2 separate regions of the Homo sapiens genome follow, and region 1 is linked to region 2. The links are chromatin loops, found by intact Hi-C in ENCODE. Cell type or tissue: PC-3. All regions are shown on one strand. Links, peaks and the distances in the headings refer to the core of each region. The heading gives the core; the rest is flanking DNA.

Region 1 (8,439 bases), core at 215-8,214, 74 kb after region 2:
AGTTATCCGAAAACACAAGGCCAGCGTGGTGGTTCACACCTGTAATCCCGGCACTTTGGGAGCCCAAGACAGGAGGATCTTGAGTCCAGGAGTTTGAGACCAGCCTGGGCAAAACAGGGAGACCCCCATCTCTACAAAAATTCAAAAATTAGCCAGGCATGATGGTTTGTAGCTGTAACCCCAGCTACTCAGGAGGCTGAGGTTGGAGGATCGTTTGAGTCCAGTGTGTTGAGGCTGGGAGATAAGAGTGAGACTCTGTTTCGAAAAAACAAAACAAAACACACAGTCTATGTCTTTTTCACATAAAGTATATTGTAATTGTCAGATGAAATAATAAGAAACTCATCCACCGAAAACCACTTAATGAAAATATGCCATAAATCCTGCATTATTTTACAGATCTTTATACATGAACATACATTCTTCAAAATTTTTTTACTCTGCACAGATGTCCGTATGTCCGTAATTTTTTAAGACATTTCAAAAATATTGCCTATGCAAAATAATAGTAGTAAACTTCTAAGTTAACATAGAACCAAGTTCTGAAAACAGAATATTTCATGTTGTATATATTTCCCTTTTAAAAACTAGGAGTTTTTTTTTTTTTTTTTTTTTGTGGGCTCCTGCGGGCCAGGGGACTGAGGCAAGCACCTTGGAGCTGAGCCATAGAAATCAGATCAAAAAGTGTGTTGGAATGAGTAGATGGACAGAATGAATTATGGGGAAGAGGGAACTGCACTCTTCAAAGGTCCCAGCCAGAAGTGGGGCTGGGGGCTGGGGGCAGGGGAAGGGAGCAGGAGGCATGATGACTCCCAAGCTCATTTTTCTTTTTTTTGATATGTTTTATTTATTATTATTATACTTTAAGTTCTAGGGTACATGTGCACAACGTGCAGGTTAGTTACATATGTATACATGTGCCATGTTGGTGTGCTGCACCCATTAACTCGTCATTCACATTAGGTATTTCTCCTAATGCTACCCCTCCCCCAGCCCCCCACCCCACGTTAGGCCCTGGTGTGTGATGTTCCCCACCCTGTGTCCAGGTGGGAATTGTTCAATTCCCACCTATGAGTGAGAACATGCAGTGTTTGGTTTTTTGTCCTTGTGATAGTTTGCTCATAATGATGGTTTCCAGCTTCATCCATGTCCCTACAAAGGACATGAACTCATCCTTTTTTATGGCTGCATAGTATTCCATGGTGTATATGTGCCACATTTTCTTAATCCAGTCTATCATTGATGGACGTTTGGGTTGGTTCCAAGTCTTTGTTATTGTGAATAGTACCGCAATAAACATACGTGTGCATGTGTCTTTATAGTAGCATGATTTATAATCCTTTGGGTATATACCCAGTAATGGGATGGCTGGGTCAAATGGTATTTCTAGTTCTAGATCCTTGAGGAATCACCACTGTCTTCCACAATGGTCGAACTAAAAACTAGGAGTTTTCTTTAACTAAAACCCTTCCCGCTGAGCTTCATTAGTGGCCACTCCAGGCAGGTCTAGGTGTTAATTATCTTCTGCAGCTTAACAGAAATGCTGGGGAATGATCCTAGCCATAGACTGAAGGCCTGTGTCCTCCTGAAATTCATCTGTTGAAATCCTAACCCCCAATGTGAGGTACTGGAGGTGGGCCCTTTGATGAGTGATTAGGTCATGGGGGCAGAAGCTTCATGAATGGGATTAGTTCCCTTCCAAAAGAAACTTCAGAGAGTTCCCTCACCCCTTCCACCACCAAGAACACAGTGAGAAGACAGCTATCTTTGAGCCTGGAAGAGTTCCTCACCAGATACCAAATCTGCCAACACCTTGATCTTGGACTTCCCAGCCTCTAGATCTGTGAGAAATGAATTTCTCTTATCTATAAACTACCCAGTCTATTGGCATTTTTGCTATAGCAGCCCAGATTGACTAAGGCAAATGGCTTCTTAATGGGCTCCAGAAGAATGAGAATGGCAGCATCACTGTTCTCATCAAAAAGACGGAAATGGGAGAAGTCCAGTTCCTTCTTGCACCACTCACTCTTCACAAAGTTTTCAGAAAGCACAAAGACAGTTTTGTGTCTCTTTTCAATGGAGTCAATGATATTGTCAATGATCCACTTGCCAGGAATGAAGTCCCACTTATGAAGACACAACTTGAAGAGGGGATTGAAGTTCTCCAGCTCCTGGACCATAAGGTTCTCCACCCAGTAGGCATCCTGCTCACTATAAGAAACAAATGCGTCATAGCAGATGTCCCTGCTGCAAGCTTTCCTGTGCTTCCTTTTGGCCTAGAGCCAGGCCCACATCATTTTCATGTACCACGGGCTGTGGAAACAGTGGCACAGAACCCCCATGGGCAGGATCAGCAGGAACAGGGCACAGCACATGCCAGACACCAGTGCCACCCTGTGGCACTCCGACACCAAAAGGCAGACGTCCTGAACCTGTTGGCCACACACGTGGGATGGAGAGTCACACAGGTAGTTTGCTGGCCAACCGATAAGAACTTTGGCCAGTGCTTGCTGCTCCTGAGTGAAGGAGAGGAATTCACAGGAGCAAATGAAGTTGTTGCCACCAGCTTCCAAAGTCTTCAGTGTGTGAAAAGAGTCAAGTTGCCCTTTAGAGAAAGTTTTCTTTTCCTGCTTCTTCTCAAAGGGGAAGAAAGCATCTGGTAGGGTCTTCAACACATATCTGAAAATGTAAAGTTATTTAAATTGCAGCTAAATAAAAGTTTACAAGGCTCACTTCTAGTAAGCCTCGTGTCTGGGAAACAATTGGTTAAATTGTGAATTTTTGTGTTAGATAAGTTCAAGTATTCTTCCCTTTCTGACCATTGATAAGTGATATGTAAAGAACCAAGTATATGCTGACCAAGATCAAGGTTAGTCAGTTTTTCTAGAGTTAAGCAGCATTTTCCAGAACTTGCAGATTATTTAGCATGAAATTCAAGGTGTATAGGGAGCTTCAGGCTTCCTTATGGACTGAATACTTCAATTATTCTTCAAACATCAATTTTTCACTGAGATCTAAGAATCCTGATGATTTTGAATGTTGCAACAGAGGATATGCTATTAAGCAGATCTTGACACTTTCAACCTGAAGATCTTTAGTCAATACAAAAGTAGAAGCATGTCTTTAAAATTTTGTCATCATTGAAAATTCCTGTAGCTGAGCTCTGTTTTATTACAGTTTCTATTGGACGTGGTCTTTTCGTGGGATCTCAGCCATCTCATCTTCCATTTTCCTGAACTACATAGGCTTCCAGCTTTACCTCCAACAAGTGATTTGCAAATGCTCTCATTTGATTGCTTCAGCTTATCTTAATATTAGTTTTTTCACAATGAGCCTGACTATAAGGTCCTTTTTTCTTCCTTTTATCTCATATGAAGAACAGTGTTTCCCGCTTCCAAATACTTTTAGAAACTTGAAAGATCAAACAAAACGTCTCAGAGTAAAGTTGACTGCTTCATATGTCAGCTCAAGTGACTGATCTACATTTATTTCAGGCTTTTTAGTTCATATCTCTGGGGATTGGAAACATAAATTTTAAATTAGTTCAGAACAGAAAGTTGGTAAAATATCCTGTTGTTTTTAATTTAGAGAACTTATATATATTTCATGAATTTAAATTTGGGAAAATGGAAAAAGAGAGAAGGAAACATTTCCTCAAGTCTCTGTTGGACTATCCCAGAAGTAAAGAGTCAGACTGTGAGGATGATAGACAAGGTTAGTTGTTAAAGGATAGATCCAAATGCACAAGGCTCCCGAAGACAAGGCAAGTAGTTTTCACCTGTTGTAAGAATTCTGTCAGGCTATAGAAAAGGTGCTTCCAGATTCACACACATCTGCTAAGTATGACTGGATGTAAATCCCATGGGGCAGGGATTTTGTTTTCTTTTATGCACTGAACTATTCTCATCCCCAATAGCATGGCTGGCACTCAATGAATACTTGTTGAGTGGTGGATTGCCTTGCCTTTTCAGAATATGGGCTAGACCTGGAGGAATGGAGTATAAACATCTGAAGTGGCCATTGCAGAGACAAGACTTCAGGGGAAAGAAGCCTAGACCAGGCCCCTTGTCTTGACTGACATCTTGCCTCCACCACACAAGAGCTGACTTCATTTAAAGATGGGAATGAAGAAATATAGTGCACTATTTTCACCCACATAGTCAAGCAAAACCATGAGTGACTGATATCATTTTAATATATATAAGGGTTATATGGCCTTTCAGACCACTTCAGAGAAGAATATGAAAAGAAGGTAGAATTTTATCAAGTTCTAACTTATTTGGAGCACCTTGAAAAATGTACTAAAATATCTTAGCCTGGTTCACGCCTGTAATCCCAACACTTTGGGAAGCCAAGGCAGGTGGACCACCTGAGGTCAGGAGTTTGAAACCAGCCTGGCCAACATGGTGAAACCCCATCTCTACTGAAAATACAAAATTAGCTGGGTGTGGCAGTACCCGCCTGTATTCCCAGCTACTTGGGAGGCTGATACAGGATAATCACTTGAACCTAAGAGGCGGAGGCTGCAGTGAGCTGAGATCATGCCACTGCACTCCAGCCTGGGCAAGACAGAGTTGAGACTCCATCTCTCTCAATCTCTCTCTCTCTATATATATAATATAGATATATATCTATATATCTATATATATATCTTAGCCAAATAACTGCTGAGTCCAACTTTGTGGTATGCCAGTCTGTGTAGGGGTTGCCAACTTCCATGTAGTTGGAAAAACAATGAGTCATGATATGATTCAAAGTCAGGAATATAAGCTGTGTAACCACTGTTTTCTTTTCATTCAGTTTCTATTATTAAGTATAACTAGAGCTCAGTGTGTACTGGTCAGGGTCACAGACAAGACTACTGTCAGCTTCTCAGCCAATATTGCTGGCCAAGTATCTAAGAAGGAATTCCCCAAATTACATACAATGATGTAATCGTTTCCTATGGGTGTGTAAGAATCTTTCAAAGCCTGCAAGGTTTTTGTCCTATTGGGCACTTAGATGGACAGTCTTACTTACTCCAAAAAGTTTCTAGGTGCAACCTCTGGAAGATGTATAATTAGTATTTATATTAATATTTTGTGTTAAAGAATTGGTGGATACTTGATTTTTTAAGACTTGTCATGTTTAAAAGAATTTGGCCTATGAGAGTCGCTTATCATAGCGACTTAAAGTGTATACTTTGGAGAATTTCAGTTCCAAAATGGTGGCATACTGGCTTCATTTCCCTGTCCACAGAAAACTCAAAACAAATAGACAGTGCAGATATTATCACCAGCAATATCCCAGAACTCAAAGATGAGGATGAGTCAGTTCCTGGGGCCACAGACAAGTGAAAAAGCCTGGAATAGACTAAGAGAATCAGATTTCCACATCCACGATGCCCCTCCCCACAATCTGCCTGTCATGAAGCATGGGGAAAATTCCTCCCCACTCATAGTTTCTACCCTGGAAAAAGTGAGATAGAGGTCGACAAGCAGCTTCCCCATCACCTTCGGCTCCCTGGCAGGGGAACTGTACCTGCCTCAACCCACAGAAAGCATCACAAGTGCCTGAAGAAAGAAATATCCCTGCAAACAGCAAAAGTCAAGGTGAGAGGTGGGACTACCTTGCCCAGCCCTGGAAACTCTGCTCTGTAATTAAGCCAAAGGAGATGCCAAATCAGAGTGACTGTTTAGCAGCACTAGCTTTAGGAATTACCTTCCACAGGTCCCTTGGGCATGAACCTCTAGCCAGCCTTCCCAAATTGGCAAGATATCCCCACTGGGACTTCTTCCATTTGGGACTTGCAGCACTCTGATTCTTTGCTAGAGCTGAGGCAAACCTGTGCTTAAGGCATCATCTAGCACCAAAAAGGAGGTGGCAACTTAGTGGTGGGGGAAATAAGAAATTAACAAGTAAATTACAAAGAATCTCTAGGCAAATATACCAAATAAAAACCAAAACAAGCCAGAAAAGACTGGAATAAATAACAAATCCTTCAATGCAAAGACATAGAGGTATATCCACAAGAAACAACAGCAAATAGGGAACCAAAACCTCCCTAACTGGACAAAGCAAGATACCCATGACAGGCCCTAAGAAGATGGCGATACATGAGCTCTCTGACAAATAATTCAAAATAGCAATTTTAAGGAAACTCAGTGGCCTTCAGGATAACACAGAAAAGCAATTCAGAAATTTATCAGAGAAATTTAACAAAGAGATTGAAATAATAATTTTAAAAATCAAACAAATCTTGGAACTGAAAAAACATTTGCTGAAATGAAAAATTTATTAGAGGGTCTCAACAGCAGAATAGATCAAGCAAAGGAAGGAATCAGTTGGCTTGAAGATAGCCTATTCAATATCACACAGTCAAAAGAGAAAAAAGATTGAACAGGAAGAAAGTTTACCTAAAATACATGGAAATGACCAAGTCTAAAATTTATTGTTGTTCAAGAGGTAGTTGAGCAAGAGCAAGGGATGGAAAGCTTATTCAAATAAATAGTAACAGAAAGCTTTCCAAAAATTGAAAAAGATATAAATGTCCATGTAGAGGAAGGTCAGAGAATACCAAACAGATTCATCCCAAATAAGACTACATCAAGGCATAAAATAATCAAACTCCCAAATGTCAAGGATAAAGAGAGGATCCTAAAAGCAGCAAGAGAAAAGAAGCAAGTAACATACAAAGAAACTCCAATTCATCTGGCAACAGACTTATCAACGAAAACCATACAGGCCAGGAGGGTACGCAACAACATTTTCAATGTTCTGAAAAAACCCTGCCACCCAAGAATACTATATTTGGAAAGGCTATTCTTCATATATGAAAGAGAAATTAACTCTTCCCAGACAAACAAAAGCTAAGAGAAGTCACAACCACCAGACCTGTCTTACAAGAAATGCTAAAGGGAGTTCTTCAATTTGAAAGAAAAAAAAAACACTAACATGCAAAAAGAAAACATTTGAAGGTATAAAACCCACTAGTATGAAGACAACCCAAGAATACTCCAGTGCTGTAATTATGGTATGCAATCCACTCAAAACTCTAGTAGGAAACCTATAAGGCAAGTATATGCAAAACAATAATAGCTATAGCAACTTATTAACAGACAGACAATATAAAAGTATGTAAACTGAGAAAAGAAAAGTCAAAATGTGGGGGGTATTGGAGTCAATGTATAGAGGGTTTTTTGTTTTTTAAGTTTGTTCTTTGTTTCTATTCTTTTTTCTGATCTAAGATAAATTATCATCTCTTTAAAACAACTTGTTATATCTATAAGACATTTTTTGTAAGCTTCATGGTGACCACAATGCAAAAACCTATAATAGATACACTAAAAATAAAAAGCAATAAATTAAAACATACTACCAAAACAATCACTTAACCACAAAGGAAGACAGTAAGAAAGGAGTTTAAAAAGGAGAACACAAGCAACAAAATAGCAGTAGTAAGCCCTTATCAATAATAACACTAAATGTAAATGGATTTAATTCTTCAATTAAAAGACATAAAATGGCTGAATGGATAATGAAACAAGATCCAGCTATAAGAAACCCACCTCATCTATAAAAACCCACATAAATTGAAAGTGAAGTGATGAAAAATGATATTCCATGCAAGTAAAAACAAACAAAAAAACAGGAGTAGCTATACTTATGTCAGATAAAATAAAGTAAAAAACTATAAAAAGAGCCAAAGAAGGTCACTATATGAGAATAAAGGGGTCGATTTGCAAGAGGCTATAACAATTATAAATATCTATGCACCCAACAGCAGAGCACCGAAGTATATAAGGCAAACATAATGGAGCTCAAGGGAGACGTAGACTGCAGTACAGTAATAGTAAGGGACTTCAATGGACAAGTCATGCAGACAGCAAATCAACAAGGAAACATCAGAATTAAACTACACACTAGACCAAATAGACCTAACTGACATTTGCAGAGCATTTCACCCAACTGCTGCAGAATACACATTCTTTTGAATCAGCACATGGAACATTCTCCAGAGTCTGCCATATTTTAGCCCACAAAACAAGTCTCAACAAACTCAAAAAGGAGAAATCATATCAAATATTGTTTTTGACCACAATGGAATAAAGCTAGAAGTCAATAACAAGAGGAATCTTGGAAACTACACATACACATAAAAATGAAACAACATGCTCCTGAATGACCAATGGGTCAATGAAGAAATTAAGAAGAAAAAATTAAAATTTCTTGAAACAAATAGAAATGGAAATATAACATACCCAAATCTATAAGATACAGCAAAAGCAATACTAAGAAGGAGGTTTATAGCAATAAATGTCTACATCAAGAAAGTAAAAATACATCAAATAAACTTACCTAATGATACACTTCAAGGAACTAGAAAAGCAAGAACTGTATTAGGGTTCTCTGGAGGGACAGAAGTAATGGAATATATATATAACATATATATAAACTTCC
Region 2 (8,439 bases), core at 381-8,380:
TAAACTTCCTGCCATCTGTTATCTTCTTCTCTGGTTCTAGAACTCATTTTTTTTGCGGGGGTGGGGGATGTGAGGAGATTTCCTAGCCCAATTCACTAATATTCTTATATTTTCTCTTCTGTTTTCCATGTCTTTGAGGTTTTTTTTTTAAATTCTTTCTGAGTTCTTCAATTTATCTTCGATTCTTCATTTGAGTTTTTATTTCTGTCTTCCTGTTTTTAATTTCTAAGAGCTTTTGGTTGTTTTTCTATATTCTTTAAAGCAGTGTTCTTGTCATTATGGGTGCAGAACTCTTTCCTGTCTCAAACGTCTTGTGATCTTTGACTGTTCACTTGTGTCTGAGGTGAGACAGTACAGCACTGTTAAGCTCTTGCTAGCAGGGAAAGCCTGTTGACAGGCAGGCTTCAGTGGAGGGTGACCTGGCTGGGCCTTTTTGTAGGGAGAACAAGGACTGTCCATCTATAGGTCTTTTCTCTTGGCTTAAATTGATTCATTCCCTGTGTAAGGGGCATGTCTGGCTGCCAGCCAAGTGGGCAAGCCCATGTCTAACATGCCTAGGCCAAGAGCACAAATGGAGGCCCTCGTGCCACGTGTCTAAGTATCATCAACTGATCTGCTCTTACAGCCCTGCCTGCAGGTCCACTTGTGGCCCGTGTAGCCACATTCTCCCTACCTGCAGTGCTGGCTGCAGGCTTGAGTGGTAGCAAGGATCTGCTGGGACAGGGAAGATGGAAGTTTCAATGTACCTGTACTAGTTTCCTAGGTCCTCCATAACAACAAAAAAATGTATTATCTCACAGTTCTGGAGGCCAGGAGTTCAAAATCTAGGTGTCAACAGGGTCATGCTCCCTCCAAAGACTCTAGGGGAGACTTCTTACTTGCCCCTTCCAGTCTCTGGTGACTCCAGGTGTTCCTGGCTTGTGGCTGCATCCCTCTGGTTCCTGCTTCTGTCTTCACACGGCCATCTACTCTGCCTTGCTATTCTGTGTCTGTGTCTCTGGATGTCAAATCTTCCGCTCCTTTCTCTTGCAAGGACACTAGGCATTGGATTTAGGACCTGCCCCAAATCCAGATGGTCTTATTCTGAGGTCCTCAATTACATCTGCAAATACCCTATTGCCAGATAAGATCACATTCACAGGTACTGGGGGTTAGGACTCAAACATATCTTTTGGGAGGACACAATTCAACTCACTACGGTGCCTAAACCAGGGATGTGGACTGACCCCACTGACTCCCAAGGAAGCTGTGGTAGATAGGATCTCCCACCACACATCTCACTTTTCAGACTCGGGATTTCCAAGCAGTTCCAAGCTGCTCCCAGACTACCTCACTGCAGTTAATTGAGGAGCCTGGTCAGCCAAGATCCCACTTAGATGGTTTGGGATGGCCAAATTTCAAAACTTTATCTCCAGTTTCCCAGAGCACAGGCTATTCTTTTTCTTCTCCCCAACCTGCCAGTCCCCTGGGGTGTCAGCCCTACATCATCTCTCTCCAATCAAGGTCTACTCACTCAATCAGTTACCAGACTTTCATAATTTTTTTTTTTTTTTTGAGACGGAGTCTTGCTCTGTCACCCAGGCTGGAGTGCAGTGGCGCGATCTCAGCTCACTGCAAGTTCCACCTCCCGGGTTCACACCATTCTCCTACCGCATCCTCCTGAGTAGCTGGGACTACAGGCGCCTACAACCACGCCAGGCTAATTTTTTGTATTTTTAGTAGAGACGGGATTTCACCATGTTAGCCAGGATGGTCTCTATCTCCTGACCTCGTGATACGCCCGCCTCGGCCTCCCAAAGTGCTGGGATTACAGGTGTGAGCCACCACGCCCAGCCTCAAAATATTTTCTTAAGAGACAGAAAAGACACCAGGCACAGTGGCTCACGCCTGTAATCCCAGCACTTTGAGAGGTCGAGGTGGGCGGATCACCTGAGGTCAGGAGTTGGAGACCAGCCTGGCCAACATGGCGAAACCCCGTCTCTACTAAAAATAGAAAAATTTAGCTGGGCATGGTGGCGAGTGCCTGTAGTCCCAGCTACTCAAGAGGCTAAGGCAGGAGAATCGCTTGAACCCGGGAGGCAGAGGTTGCAGTGAGCTGAGATCGCACCATTGCACTCTAGCCTGGGCGACAAAAGCAAGACTCCACCTCGGGAAAAAAAAAAAGAGAGAGAGAGAGAGAGAAAAGATAAAAACACAGTTATTTTGTGTTTCAGGGTTTGAGATGTCCAGGGTCCTCTAAAGCAAGGCAGGGCCCCTGCAGCCGGATCTAGAGGTGATGCTGCCAGGGAGGATGGTGCTAGGGCTCTCTAGACTCAGATGAGGGCTGCCAGTGTCCTCTACTCTCCCTCCACATGCCTGGTGCCTCTTGGCCTGTGCCTCCGGTTTAGCCACTAGTATTCTGCTAGTGTGGGGGCCACCAAACCTTAAACTGACTTTCAGTGAACCTTCTGTTACTAACCCCGGTTGCATCCCCCACTTCTAGACGCCCTAGGAGCCCGCAATCCACAGCCCTCCTGAGGGTCTTAGCACACACATTCTGCTCTGCACTGCCCGCATGCTGGTGGGCTTCGGTGTCTTTTGCCCTGTGGTGTCCCAGTGTCCCTTTCCGCTGGCCCATCTGCTGGTCAGTTTCAGAATTGGCTGCTCTGGACTCCTCTCTCATTCTCCTTGGACTTGGAGGTTTATGTCCTTTTGCTATTGTTCTAGTGGTGTTTGGGGAGGGAGAGGAGGTAAGTGCACTTTTTTTATTTACCGTGTTTCAATAGAAGTCCTCATTTTTACTTTTTTTTTAAACACAGTTATTACTAGTGAGTTTGAACACCTTTCCATAAATTTATTTGTCATTTGTATATCTCAATTCGTGAATTTCTCATTCATGTACTTTGCCCTTTTGGACTGTCTCTTTTTGATTAAATTATAAAAACCCTTTTTACATATGCTTATTAGTTTTTTGCCCCTCACATATGTTATGCTTTCCCCAGTTCAATTTGTCTTTCAAATATTGAGGACTATAATGTATTTTATTTTAAATGTCCTCAAAATCTGTCATTTTTTAACTTTATAATTTCTGGGCTCTACATTATACTTAAAAATGCCTTTTCCACTGCAGAATTATAAACATGTTTACCCATGTTTTCTTCTAGTACTTTTAAGGTTTTCTTTCTCACATTTAAGAGAGAACAAGGCTTTGGATGAAATAGAAAAGTATAAGTTTAGGCAATATTTGCACAATGCCAGGACCTTTCTGGGTGATGCCAGGAAAGAAGTGGGTGGCACAGGGGGTAATACTGGCAACTTCTCCATGGCTCCCTGCCCCCAGGTGATCCCACCAGGTGGGTCCCTAATATTCAAATGGAGGTCACAACATCTGGGCTCAAGTGTTGAGTTCCAGGAGTGAAGCAAGCCTCAGGTAGTCAAGGTGCATGAGTCTCCTCCTTTGTTCCACAGGTCCCTTTCTGCTAACTTCTGCTTTGGGGGCAAAAACATTGGTTGTCTATGCTCTTCTGTGCTCTCCACCAAAGTTACACGATTACGTCTTTCCAATGATTGGCCTTAAAGGTTTCAAATGACCAAATGTAGTGGGTTAGCAATAATCTAGAAAAGGTAGTCCATGGGTGGACTCTGCAGGTCATCCAAAAAGCATGGTTCTGGAGACGATGTCTGTGCTTTCCAGCTCAATTTGTAAGGGCACAAGCCCAGATTACTCCCTTCCCTGGGGTCAGTAATGATGCCTTCTTAACAAGAGAGTACAAGAATGCTCCAAATCAACGGAGCCTCTGCTCAGCTCTGTCTCTGAAACTTTGAACTTGGAAATGATATTTACTCACTGACATTGGAGATATTTACTCACTGCAATCATTTAAGATACCAGCAAAACAGATGGTTTTTAGGGATGCTCAGACTCACACTTCATATCCTAGAAGCCAGAGTAGCATGGCCTATTGGGAGACCACTCTCTGTAACTTTGACTGATTTGCCAAAACAAAACCACAGAAATGGAGCCTCATCTGATTCTCTGATCCAGGAACAGGATCAAATATTTATTAATAGTGACCTGATTACTCTTTTTTTGTTTGTGTTGTTTTAGTTCTGTAAGCAAATTATTTTACTAGGACTTTTATCCCAAATTATTCAAATACTATGTGACATTGTTATTTTTCATGGTCTGGGTTTCCCATATATTGCTTTCACAGAAAAACCAAGAAAATAAGGACATTTTTTGATAAGGGCCCTTTTTATGTTTTTCAGCTCTCTCATACAAAGCTTTCTGCAGAAGACACATGGAAGTAAGTAATTAGTATTTTTTAAGAGTTGTTTTGCTAAAAATTAGATTTTTATCTTAACAGTTGAGAAAATGAATGAAGTCATCATTTTATTTGTAAATTTTCCAGGATAGAGAAGATGGGGTAGGATACACAAATACTACAGACCAAAATGCATGGATTTCATCTGTTTTCTACAGCATGATCTGTAGAAAAAGATCATGCAGTCCCACAAAGGTGGATTAATATATCCTTCAAAATATGGCTGTGTCAAGTTACTATTTATTTTAGGCACAAGATACACTGGTTTTGTTCCTATACCATTGCCCCTGTGTTCTGGTGCATACTGTAGGGCCATTGGGCCCTGTGAGCACCACATGAAGTGAAATAAGAATGAAAAGCTCCTCCTTTTTTGTATTACAGGAGTCAATTTTGGATATATTCCTACTCAAAAAGGAAAATACTTACTACATTTGTACACCAATATATACTTTTCAAAGTACTTCAACATAGGCTAACCAATTTGAGATGCATTTTTATTATAGATTAATCTCATATAACAGATTAATAGATTAATCTCATAAAGCATATTTTATTTTATATCTATGCAAATCCTATTTTAGACTGATGATGAAGTCACTCTTTTATCTATATGCCGTAAGTTCAAAGTCTGTTAATTATATAGAATATTAAACAGCTATTTTAGATTTGGAGCTGTATAAACCACAACTAAGCACTTGTATTCTTTTCATTTTTCTTCCCATATCTTCAGGGGAACAAGTTTGTTTTTTTGCTTGTTTGTTTAAATGAGCTTCTAGAAATCATTCCTGTCTCCTGAGCTCAGCTTCCAATAGAGAGACTAAGAGCCACGTAATTTTATTCAAGTTGCTTACCTGATATGGATTTCATCTTCGTCATTTGATAAATGAGGGAGATTCATTCCATCTATGGTAACTTCCAGCACTGACATTCTGAGAATCCCTCTCAAAGAAACTGAACTTGAGCAGTATTTACTGGGCTCTGTGGGCTGATTTCTACACCTTTTCCAGCAGGGGGCACCCTTGGGATTTGGATGAGACCCTTTTCTGAGGCATTCACTGCTCTTTGGAGTAGCTGTAGAAATGCTGGCAGAGGGAGAGAACCCAACCCACATACCCATCAAGTGCCTTTAAAAGGTCACTATCTCACGGCACAGACTGTTACCCTGTGGTGTTTTCTGGGTGGTACATTAGCTAACTGCATATTGTAACTAGACGTAAGTGGAAACTTAAGAGATTTTGTGACTGATGGTGCCACACTAGGGATGAAAGATAATGATAACCAGTATTTAGAAAGTAACTGACAGCATTCATGATTTTTCCCCATGTTCACTCATCTTGACCCTGGGCCTCTTTCTCTTCTGCTAGGCTTGTGGTTCTCAATCTTGGCTGCCCCTTAAAATCACATGGGATGCCTGAAAAATTCCTGATGTCACATCCCATTCTGCAAATCTGTATTAATTTGCTAGGAATACCATAACAAAATACCACAGAATAGGTGGCTTAAAAATCAGAAATTTATTTTCTCACAGTTCTGGAGGCTGAAAGTCCAAGATTAAGGTGCTGGCAGGTTTTGGTTGGCATGTTGAAGTACAGGGGATTAGGACATCAGTGTATGAATTTTGAGAGGGTGAAATTCAGCCCCCAACACCCAGAAATGGTCATCTAATTGATCTGGATATGGGGGGTTAAGATTTTTTTAAAGCTTCCCAGTGTTTCCTAACTTACAGACAAGGTCAAGAACGACTGCTCTAGGTTTTCATCGAGGCTACCCCAGAACGTTAAAAGAGATGACAAACTATTTTGTTGATTTTCTCTACAATTGTGCAAAACTAAGCATCCAGCTAAAATGGGAACATTCAGCCATCATGGGAATGTCTGTGCATGTCTAAGATAATACTTAAGCCTATTCTTTCTCTCTATTATAGTCCTGTAACAATTTATACAACTCATTCAGAAGCTTTCCATTGCCCCCTGGATAATATTCTCTCCTCTGGCATAAGCACCATCTGCAGGGTTTCCTTTTACTTGAAATAGTAGCAAATGATTTAAAATTACCAACGTTTGACTGTTTTTGACTTTCAAAAATTGAAGTTTCATATGATGCAGCTCAATAATAATTATTCCTTATATAGACACAAATAAAATAACATGTGCTTTATAGTCTTACAACAACCTTGTCAGTTACAGAAGGATGGTTATTTGAAATTTGCAAATGAGGAAACTGAGGCTCAGAGAGGATAAATGACTTCCCCAAGGTTGTGAGGCAATGAAGTGGCAGATCAGGGACTGGACCCCAGGTCTTCCTGGGGCTCATTACTTTTTTTAGCCCCATCACTTAACTTAAAAGACAAGGCTGAGGCCAACCACATGGGAAAGCAAAGGAACTGGTTTTGCTAAGAAAGTCAGGCTCCTCCTCCCAGCTGCTCCTTCTCCAGATCTAGGGAAAGGGAAGAAACCAAGAAAAACTTAGAAAAACTTTACAATCAAAGCTTACCAACCCTTATATTTGAAATCCCCTGTTGCTTTTTGTAAGCCAAACCTGTTTTTTGTTTTTTTGTTTTTTGTTTTTTGTTTTTTTTGCTAAATGCGCAAGGTTGAGGGCTTTTTCAGATGACCTCATTTTGCTGGTTCCAGCCTGCAGCAGGAGAGGATGTACAAGATGCACCGGGGCCACGATTCCATGCACGTGGAAATGATCTTGATCTTCCTCTGCGTTCTGGTCATTGCCCAGATAGTGCTGGTTCAGTGGAGACAGAGGCATGGCCGATCCTACAATGTGAGTCATCCCCGTGGCTGCTGGGAGCCTGCTCCAGCTTGTATCAGCTTGACTGTTTTTTTCCAGGACATGTTCTCCCTTGGTTAGCACTTTGAAGGAACTGCCTTGGTTTAAGTCAGTGGTTCTCAACCAAGTGCAATTTCACTCCCAGGAGACATTTGGCAATGTCTGGAAACATTTTTGACTGTCAAGACTTGTGGGGGGTGAAAAGGGGGAGGGGAGTTGCAACTGGCACCTGGTGGATAGAGGCCAGGGATGCTGGTAAACATCCTCCAATGCAGAACAGCTCCCCACAACAAAAATTATCTGGCCTAAAATGTCAATGGTGCCAAGACTGAAAAACCCTGGTTTAAGTAAACCAGTTTTCCCTTCATGCATGAACAACTTCTGCCAACAGTCCAGGAAAAGGAGGATTAGAATAGCCAAAAGAAATGGTTTAGGGTGTCTGCTATGGTTTGAATGTATCCCCCAAAGTTCTTGTGTTGGAGATTTAATCCCCAATGCAACAGTGCTGGGAGGTGGGGCCTAATAAGAGGCGATTTGGCCATAAGGGCTCTGCCCTTGTGAATGGATTAATGCCATTAATTATTGTGGGAGTGGGTTTATTATAAAAACATGAATGTGGACCCATTTTCTCTCTCATTCTCTCTTGCCCTCTCACCTTCTGCCATGAGATGACACAGCAAGAAGGCCCTTGCAAGATGCAAATCCCTCTGTCTTGTACTTTCTAGCCTCCAGACCATGAGGCAATACATTGCTGTTTATTATTTATTACCCAGTCTGTGGTATTCTGTTATAACAGCAGAAAACAGACTAAGAAAGAAAATTGATACGAAGAAGTGGGTCTGTTACTATAACAAATGCCTGAAAATGGGGAAGCAGCTTTGGAACTGTGTAATTGGGCAGAGGCTGGAAGAGTTTGAAGGAACAGGCTAGAAATAGCTGGTCTTGCTGTAATGGAGTATTAAAGGCAAGTCTGGTGAGGGCTCAGAAGAAGAAAAGAACTATAGAGAAAGGCTGAAACTTTTTAGCGATCACTTAAGTGGTCATGGTCAGAATGTTGGTAGAAATATGAACAATAGAAGCCATTATCCTGAGGTCTTAGACAGAAAATGAGGAACAAGGTATCGGAAGCTGGAGTAACGGCCATCCTCATTATAAAGTCACAAAGAACTTGGCTTAACTGTGTCCATGCTGGAGGGCTTTATGGAAGGCAGAGTTAAGAGCAATGAACCAGGATATCTGGTGAAAGAAATTTCTAAGCAATATATTGAAGGACCTGCATGGCTTCTTTTAACTGCATATAGTAAAATGAAAGAAGAGATAAATGATTTAAAGATGGAATTTATAAGTAAAAGAG

Evidence for each region. Hi-C counts contacts between places; a loop is a spot of excess contacts. Peaks named below come from ENCODE experiments on the same cell type or tissue, not always from the same donor. Only the 100,000 strongest peaks of a DNase experiment are listed, where the experiment ranks them.
Region 1: it touches region 2 in a loop (8-fold over the local background); 5 of 110 quality-filtered maps call a loop at or near these places.

What each region holds. Positions count from the first base shown.
Region 1 is chr4:153,673,575-153,682,013 of GRCh38, reverse strand. It overlaps the pseudogene LOC100419170. Among named protein-coding and RNA genes, the nearest start is that of TLR2, 6.5 kb to the left of the region's middle. In PC-3, for the core only: no CTCF peak of the experiment used is centred there; DNase peaks (open chromatin) are centred at 4,793 and 5,323; H3K27ac peaks cover 1,849 bases.
Region 2 is chr4:153,747,285-153,755,723 of GRCh38, reverse strand. RNF175 (ring finger protein 175) reads left to right here. Exons shown (of 9, transcript NM_173662.4): 2 at 4,249-4,286; 3 at 6,938-7,079. Among named protein-coding and RNA genes, the nearest start is that of RNF175, 8.5 kb to the left of the region's middle. RefSeq lists a silencer at 5,253-5,547. In PC-3, for the core only: a CTCF peak has its summit at 5,308 (motif pointing right); a DNase peak (open chromatin) is centred at 5,333.